Regions from separate parts of the Homo sapiens genome. Here region 2 is linked to region 1. A link is an interaction called in ENCODE POLR2A ChIA-PET data of the cell type or tissue named here. Cell type or tissue: Caco-2. All regions are shown on one strand. Links, peaks and the distances in the headings refer to the core of each region. The heading gives the core; the rest is flanking DNA. Region 1 overlaps RIMBP2 (RIMS binding protein 2). Region 2 has its middle 5.6 kb from the start of LINC02414.

Evidence for each region. ChIA-PET counts read pairs that join two places held together with the same protein. Peaks named below come from ENCODE experiments on the same cell type or tissue, not always from the same donor. Only the 100,000 strongest peaks of a DNase experiment are listed, where the experiment ranks them.
Region 2: POLR2A ChIA-PET joins it to region 1 with 7 read pairs; 2 of 35 experiments call an interaction of 5 or more read pairs at or near these places.

The regions. Positions count from the first base shown.
Region 1 is chr12:130,685,012-130,689,398 of GRCh38, forward strand. The region is part of intron 1 of RIMBP2 (RIMS binding protein 2); the gene reads right to left. Among named protein-coding and RNA genes, the nearest start is that of RIMBP2, 29 kb to the right of the region's middle. In Caco-2, for the core only: no CTCF peak of the experiment used is centred there; no DNase peak of the experiment used is centred there; H3K27me3 peaks cover 138 bases.
Region 2 is chr12:131,640,371-131,644,757 of GRCh38, forward strand. No RefSeq gene overlaps it. Among named protein-coding and RNA genes, the nearest start is that of LINC02414, 5.6 kb to the right of the region's middle. RefSeq lists an enhancer at 4,251-4,387. In Caco-2, for the core only: no CTCF peak of the experiment used is centred there; a DNase peak (open chromatin) is centred at 2,042.

The DNA.
Region 1 (4,387 bases), core at 275-4,274:
GAGTTCATCACCCACATTTAAAACTTACAAGATAAATCCAGAAACCAAACTTTTTGGATTCTCTTGAAAAATAAGGAGCTCCTGCAACCTTCCTAAATGGCAGCCACCCTCTCTTATCTCCCCCACACCGGGGACAATGTCTGCTGCCTTCTCTCTCTAGCCCCACTCTGCTTCATTAATAATAATATGGAATTACAGTAATGATAGGATTAAGAAGAAAGAGCATTTTTACCTCTCCGTCTCCAGATGGTGGAGATGTTCCTTTGTTTTACTACAGTAACCCCTTTATATACGGATCTCATAACATCATGTTGTATATCTTAAATATACACAATAAAAGCTATTAAATAAATAATAAAATTGAAAAACAGATGTTAAAAATGGAACCAGGAAGGCTGCATGATTCCAGAACAATCGGAGACAGTATGTCCCTTTGGAGAAGTGAAGAAGACGACTGGGCAGGCGCCGTTGCCCTATGATGTCATCCGCCTGACCCTGTGAGCATTTGGTTCAAAATCTCTGCCCCTGGAAGACTGAGTGGCCCGGCAGCCACTGAAAAGCCTCATTTCCAAAAAGCCCAGGCAGGAAGGGAGCCGTGTGGCCGCCGTGGCTCATGGCAATGCTGGAGTCACTGGGCCTCGTGCTTCTGAGCCCTTGAACGGCTCAGGTTAAAGAGATCCCGCGACTCTTTATGTTCTAAAAGCAGATCACTCCAAACAGCCCCCTTCCCCTCAGGCCTGGGATGAGATTCACAGATGCCCTGCTCTGTTTACCTATGACAAGGCCAGACACAGCCCCTCCAAAATCTCAGCCTTTGCCTTCTCAGAGATGAGCTGAACTGCGTGTCCGCTGGTGGACCAGAACAAAATGCGCATCAGCCAATCTTTCTTTAAGCTCCTCTCCTTCCCCTAGGTCCGCCCAGGCCCGCCCCCAAAGCATGAGCCCCAGAAGGCCCCCAGCATCCCCCCGGGGAGCAGATGCACCCCAAGGCAGGACTTTCTCCCATCTGCTGTCCGGTCCTTGCCACCGTGGCCCCAGCGCCTCACACCGCACACCGCCCGGCACCTGCTCTTCCTAGCTGGTTTTCTCCTCCCTTTAAAGGGAAAACCCAGGCTGCCTGGCCCTGGAGACTGGCAGTCACGGCCAGAGCCCTCCCCACATTCCCGTTGCCCCTTCCTGCCGCCATAGGGATCAGTTACAATAAAACCCCTCCTTCTGGAGTCCAGGATTTCTTCTGTGGCCTCATCATGGAGCTATGGTCACTCAGGAGGACAATGGGTTAAGAAACGCCTCTACCACGCTTCACTCCCCTCTGCAAGGTGCGGCAGCACAGACCCCGCGCCCCCAGGCTGTCAGATTGCTCAAACCCTCCCCAGGAAAGCGCAGCAGCACTGAGAAGCGCGGCCCAGACAGAAACCCGGGCACCTCGTCCCCTTTGTCCCACACGAGGCATTCTTACACGGGCCAGGCACACCGGAGTCACGTTGTGCTGCTGGCCCCAGTGGCTGAAAGTAGAGGCTGATAAATTTAAATCACTGCTGAGATGACAGCCCATCGCTGTGCCAGGAGAGGAGCCAAGTCTGCCAAGATCAGGACTTGATGGTGAAGCAAACGCTGGCACAGCCGTGCTGGCCCCGGGCCACGCGCACATGGCCAGGGCGTTTAGCACTCGGGCCTCCGCACCAGCAGGAGCGAGGCCGTGTCTTCCAACTCCCTCGACAGGCGTGAGGGGCACCTGCCAGCGCCGTCGGGGGCCTGGGGCACCAGATGGCTGCAGGGCCGGAGGAGGAAGGGGTGTGGACTGGAAAAGGTGTCGAGGCGGGAAGGGGACGCTCTGCTGGGAGGAAGAGGCCGCTACGAGCCCAGAAGGCAGCGGGGAGAGAACAGCGCAAGGCACAGGCGGCTGTTTGCACCAACTCATTTGCCGGCGTATACCTCGCGCTCGCTGGGAAGCATTTGCACAGGCTGCAAAGCGCAGCGATTAGAGACCCGCTTCCAAATAAAATCACCGTGGAGAGACTACATTTTCTTTTCAGCTAATCCTTTCATTATCTCACCTTGTTAAAGTGAAAATGTCATTATAGCTTTTTTCAGGTCAGCGCCCAGATCCTGCTGCTAAAACCTCGTCTAGTTCCTGATACTTTATGAATCAGAGACCCATCCGCCAAAGCCATGTTCAAAGGGCAGGATCGAGAGTGGCAAGTATCACTGGTCACATCCAAGCGCCTCTTTCAGATGTGAGTATCGCTGTCTATAAGCAGAATATTTGTCCCCGAAAGATGTATAAGTAAATCATGTTTAAGAGATCAGTGGCCCTATTGTATTGCATAACTATTTCAGAGATGCCTCGCGTTTTAATCCACCTGTAAGATGTGGTATAGGAGGTTAACCAGTCGCCCACGCCCCCCAGCACATCTGGGTGGTGGTTTCTGCACGTTTCACTGTATAATTATTTTTATAAACTAAAGGAAAACTAAACAAAGAAGATGTGTGAAAGGTGGTCTTTGTGCCTTTGTTCTGCGTGGTTCTGTGATGTGTATTTTCCTAGATGTTTGTTTCTTTGGGTAAAGCTTCTAGGTGACTGGGCATTGAACAAAGTAGATGAATAAATACAAGTTGTACTTTCAGAATGGAAAATCATTTAGGCAATACAGAAAGGTAAGGAAGAAAATGCTTAAAAATTAAGAAACTCCCATCATCTGAAGCATATAGACTTTCAGACATCTTTCTACCCATATTCACATATGGAAGAATATATGGGCTTTTACTAAGAAAGTATAATAATGGCTTATTTTTAATTCATTGATTTGCAAATGTTCATTGAACATAGAGTGTGCTTTGGGCACGTGCCTCAGGAAATGAGCTTGCAGCAGCATGATAAATGCTGGCAATTACTTCCCAACATGTATCCACAGATGAATTAAAATAGTGCTCAAAGCAATCTGCGATTTTAGAAATTATTACCACGAGAGACAGTGAAATGAGCCCAAAGACCTGACAATCTCGGCCAACAGCTCAGATCAACTATTGTTAAAATTCGTACTGTGGGAAAGAGGGGCACATCACAGAAGTCACCAGAGAGCTTACAAAATGACACACTCGGTGACCAGGCTCTGATGCCATTCCAAGCATGGCCCCACAGCTCCCGGCCCAGCCTGCACTGTTCATGCTGCTTGGCTTTGTGAACAGTTGCGTGGTGGCTTCTCAGCGGCCTTGGTGGCATGGGCAACACGTGCCCAGCTCTGCACCATGGGCACCCGGCAGACCCTCCTGCTGTTTCTGAACTCCTCACCTCCAGCCTTTCTAGCCTCACTAGCCTCCCAAGCTTGCTCCCGGTCTCAGGGAGCCACAGGAACACTCTAGAACACTCTGGAACACTCTGGGGCCATTGGATAACACATACGTTTGCTTAGGTATCAGATCTAATGAAAGAGAAAGAGAAGTAATTGACATTGAGTGAACATACACACCACTGTCCCTCCGTGGGGGCGGCCATGTGACCAAGAGCTCCCCCAAGCATGAGTCGTCTTCACCCCTCCATCCGTTACCCCCTGTCAGTTACCCCGGGTGACCCTTAGGACTCTGAGCACAGCCGGCGGGCATTCTCCCAGCCCTGCAGCAGGAGGGTGTGCTGGCCTTTCTTGGTGCCCAAGGGCAGGTGACAGGTACAGGCAGGGGGACACTAAAACCCCACATTCTAAAGACCCCAAAACAGAGGCCACATGGCCCCCTTGGGGCTCATACAGAGACACAGAACCACCTCCACCACCACTGTCTCCTCCGGCCCCCAATTCCAACTGCTCAGCTGAAACGTTTCGAACCAAGTCTAAACTCTGCAAAACGCTGGCTGAAACGTGGGCCTCACGTTGCCTGAGGCAGCCCACCCCACTCTTGCCCAGCAGAACTGGAGCGAAGGTCGGTCGCAGGCAGCAGAGAACTGCCCAGTGTGCGCCGATATCCTCTGTCCCTTTTCATTTCTGAAAAGCGCCGGTTACAGCCCACAAAATTGATTTCATGGCTCCCTAATGGGCTATGACCTGCGCTTACAGAAACACTGATTGATACACCAGATAAATCCTCGAGACCAATTTTCTCCCACCCACACCCCTCCATGCCAACACAGCTGCACCAAACATGAGGGGCTCCCGTGTCCTGGGCCGGGCACAGTGGCTCACGCCTGTAATCCTGAGGCGGGTGGATCATCTGAGGTCAGGAGTTCGAGCCCAGCCTGGCCGATGTGGCGAAAACCCGTCTCTACCAAAAATACAAAAATTAGCTGAGTGTGGTGGTGCGTGCCTGTAATTCCAGCTACTGGGGAGGCTGAGGCAGGAGAATCGCTTGAACCCGGGAGGCGGAGGTTACAGTGAGCCAAGATCGCTCCATGGCA
Region 2 (4,387 bases), core at 116-4,115, 960 kb after region 1:
ATAAAAAGCAGATGCGAGCACTCGGTGACCTTGAGAGCGGGGTTGAGTTCCCTGGCAGGTTTTAATTGTAAAAGAGCTTCCGAGGGGCAATGCTTACCTAGAGGATGGGAGGTGCACCCCTGGGATCTGGCACTGTACCAGGTTGCAGAGGAGACATTTTGGGGTGGGAACAGGGGAACCCCGAGTCTGAGAGTCGCTCTGTGCTGGGGAAGGGTTGAGGGGAGTTGAGCTCAGGCTGGGGAGGGGCCTCTCAGCTGCAGAGTGTAGTGTGAACACAGTTGCATATCATTATAGGATTGGAAAATGAGATTCCAGAACCAGACAGCCTTCCCTCTCTGGGTGCCAGCAGCGAGCGTCTGTTCCTGAAGCAGTGATATGGCCCTCGGCACAGTCAAGAATTGTGCCATTTGGGAGGCAGGAAATCGTTTCCAGGAGAAAGTGCCCCATGCAGATGGCTAAGCATCTGGCCCTGGGGAATCTGCAAATGCTGAAAACGTCAGGATTTAAAAGAAACCCAGACTTGTTCCCTTTTCCTAATTGCTTCCAACCCTTCCCTGAGCCTTTTCTCCCTTAGAGACAATGGAATGGGCTAGAATGTGCTCAAGGGTGCAGAATGCTGGGCAGGAATCTTAGGGATGAACCGCAGAGAGGTGATGGGGTGGGGAGAATTTCCCAGTTATTTCCAAACCAGTGGGAAGTTCCAACTGGGAACATATTCCCCAGGGCACTGAACTATTAAAATAGGGCACCGACTTAAATGGTGCATGGACCAATCAGAATTGACCACAGACCACACAGACTGGAGCAGGGGCCAATCAAGATGAAAGATTTGCCAATCAGGATGGAGCATACCTCAGTGAGAATGGATCAGGAACCACAAAGAATGGATCATGATCTAATCAGGATGGAGCATGGGCCAATCACAATGGAGCACCGTCCAATCAGGCTGGAGCATTTTTCAGTCAGAATGGAGCACGGGCCAATCACAATGGACACCTGTCTAAAGACCCAGCACGGACGGAGCAGTGTGTCCAGCTGAGTGTCTCTCCTGGTGCTGCACTCATCAGGCCCCTCCCTATCTTATCCCACCGCCCCAGGCCGTGGGTCAGGAGACAGAGGTGCCTGGAGGAGCCAAGAGCAAGCCCCACTTCTGCCTGTGCAACGAGACACCCACCCTGAGAGAGGACTGTGGGGGGCAGAAGGACAGGAGCCCAGGGATGTGCTGTGTCTGTCTGTCCGGCTGTCTGTGCAGGAGCCCGGAGACCTCAGGCTTCCAAGCTAGCATTTGTGCTCCTCAGATCTGGGGTCGACTCCAGGACAAGCTGATACTTACAGACACAGAAGGCGATTTAAACCTGTCCCCAGGAGCTGACAGTGTAGTCTGGGGTGAATTCATTTGTAAGAGTCTGTTGACATTCATTGTAAAAGATGAGTACTTCTCACTGGTCCTCACATGTCTCATCCCTGAAACGGAGGGGGAGAACATCATTTTAATTGCCATACAGTATGTGTTTCCTGAAGACTTAATGGCTGCTTTGCAGTTTACCATGGAGGGGTAGATTTATAGCACTGTCTGCGGGTCCTTGCCTGTGCTGGGCTCATTGTCAGGTTGTGGGTAAAATGGAGAGGGTCTAGGGGGCGCGCCTTTGCCACCCAGGCATCTCCAGAGCTGACTTGTGGCTCAGGGCCAGAGGCAGGCCAAGGACAGTTCAACCAGCGATCAGAGCCCAGGCCTTCCAGGCAGGTCCAACTCCCAGTGCTGACCCTGACAGCTGTGCTGTGTGATCCCGGAGCTATCCTCACCACTGAGCACGGTTCCCTTCTCTGTAAAGCAGGGAAATTGATGCTCTCCCAGGGACACCACTCGGCAGCCATTCCCCCAGTGCCTGGGACAGCCCCCTGAGGATCACCCTTCACCCAGCCTCAGTCCACGTGGTTTGGGGACATCCCCAGGCCAGGGACAGATCACATGACTGAGTCACAGCCAATCAGCACACGGCTGTCCCAGAGCACGTGATTGGCTCAGGCATAGGGGTGTGACTCCATCAGAGCCAATCAGATGCAAGGAAACAGGCTGAGAGGCTCTGGCCTTTCTCACTGCCTGTGACCTGAGGGGGCGTGGCACAGGTTGCGCCCCTGGGACCAGTGGACAGAGCCTGCTGGATACTGGAGTCCACGAGGAAGAAGCAGAGCCGGGGTAGATCAGGCCTTGGTGATAGTGACCTGAGCCCTGGGTTCACCCAGACCTCAAATCAGGTCGCTCTGCCCCTCCCCTAGATTCACCCATTCATCCCCTTTCAGGGCTTAGGTTCTTCCGGTGGGGTTTGTGTCACTAACATCAATGAGGACAAGATAGGCCTATTTCAGAAACAGGAGGTGATGAGGGTGCCTGGCTACAAGAATTCTTAAATAGGGGCTGCTATTAGTATACGGAGCTCTCCTGCTGCCAGGGTGCCCCTCATATCCCCGAGACGGAGCAGGAAGAAGGACCCACTTCAGCCCCACGAAGTCCGGATGCAACTGCGAGTCTCCAGTGTGGGCGTTGTCCTCCTCAGTCTGGTGTTGCTGCACTGCGCCCGACCCCAGCCTGGCCACGGTCCCCGTGAGGCACCCGCCCCTGAGTCTCCTCGATGGGCATTCCTCTTCCTGCCAGGCTCATCCCAGGCCTCCACCTCTCCACCTGTTCCCCGTCCCCAGGAGTCAGCCCCTGTGGCTCGAACACCTTCTGCTGCTGACCACGCATCTGAAGGAGCCCCACTCACACCCCTGCCATGTCACGCTGACCTTCACCTACTTGATTTTTCTTCCCTTATCACCACCCAATGCTTTAACGTGGATTATTTTGGTTACTCTTTGTCTGCAGCACAAACAAGCCCAATGAGGGACAGGACTTGGTCTTGGTCTCAGTCTCAGTTGTCCCCTATTTGTTGAATGGAGAAGTGGATTGATGAATGAACAAAATGACTGATCAATAAATGGATAAGTGGGAGGATGAATTAATGGATGAATACATAGGTAAATGAATGAATGAATGATGGATGAGTGAATGAATGAAGAATGAATAGATGAATGGATTGGTGTGTGGATGAATGGATAGATGAAAGAGTGGATGAATGGATGGATGGATGGGTGGATGGATAGATGAATGGATAGGTGAAAGAGTGGATGGATGGATGGATGAATGAATGGATGAGTGGATGGATAGATGGATACAAATTTGCACAGCTCAAATTCTCCTCTCAAATGAGTTTTATGAGTCCTTCCCACTCTCACTAGCTCATGGTCACCTGCCCAGTGTCCTGTCTGCTGTACCCCCACAACTCCATGAGGACCCTGTGGCCTGCACTGGTCAGAGAAGGTTTCCTGGAGGAGGGGACTCAGGCAGAGCATGGAGGAGAGAAGAACTCGGGGGCGGGCTGGGGGCACAGCCTGCAGATGGTGGGGAGGGAAGCTCCATCCCCAGGTGGTGGGTGGGGTCTCACAGCCTCGCTCTGGCTCTGTTGGACTTGGGAGAGTGCTGGTAGCTAAAAATGTTTTTTCCCAAAAAGTCTATAACTGGGAGACAGAAAGTAGGGCAGGTTCACAGTCCAGCAGGAATGAGGCCAGGAAGAAAACAGGATCCAAACCCGAGCATGTGCTGCTCATTTGCATATCGTTTGCATGGAATTCTTAGTGCTCCTCCACTCCCCACCCCCTCCCTGCCGCCTTCTCTGGGACTCAGCTCACAGTGGGGCTTGTCTCAGCCCCATCAGACACCAGAGCAGGCACAGGCAGCACCATGAACACAGATGGGTCCCCAGTGACTGTGGCCCTGAAGAGAGGAAGGGCCTCCTGGGGCTGGACCACCCCCTGGTGGGCTCAAGAAGACAGAGGGGGCCTTGGACTGGGGACAGCCAGCAAGCCTGGTATGCCCCTGCTGGGACTGCCCTGCTGAGTCTATTGTTAGGGTGCCCTTTGTTTGCCTGACCACGGGAGGCCTGCAGGACAGGATGGTCTGGGGACAACCTCAGAACAGGAGGTCTGGGCTCCTTCTCTGCTTCCTTCCTTGGAGTTTCTTGTGTGAGAGAGGAAAGGGCTGCCCAGGCCGCACCACAGGAATCGTGAGACCATAACTGGGGCTGTTTTAAGCCTGCAGGGGTGTGGAAGTTGTGGTGCAGGGACAGAACCCAGACCAGCCTCTGGGAGAGAGGATGGGGAGCTCCCTGGGCCCTCTCCTGTCCCTACAGTTCACAGCCCATGCACCAGAACTGGTCACAGGGCACAGGCACAACCCCCTGCAGGGATCAGGGGCCCCGGGGAGTGCACAGGCCCTTGGGGAGGACCAAGGCCTCCTCTGCTGCCATTGGGATGGCACAGGTTCTGAAGGGCAGGTGTAGCCCCTGCAGGG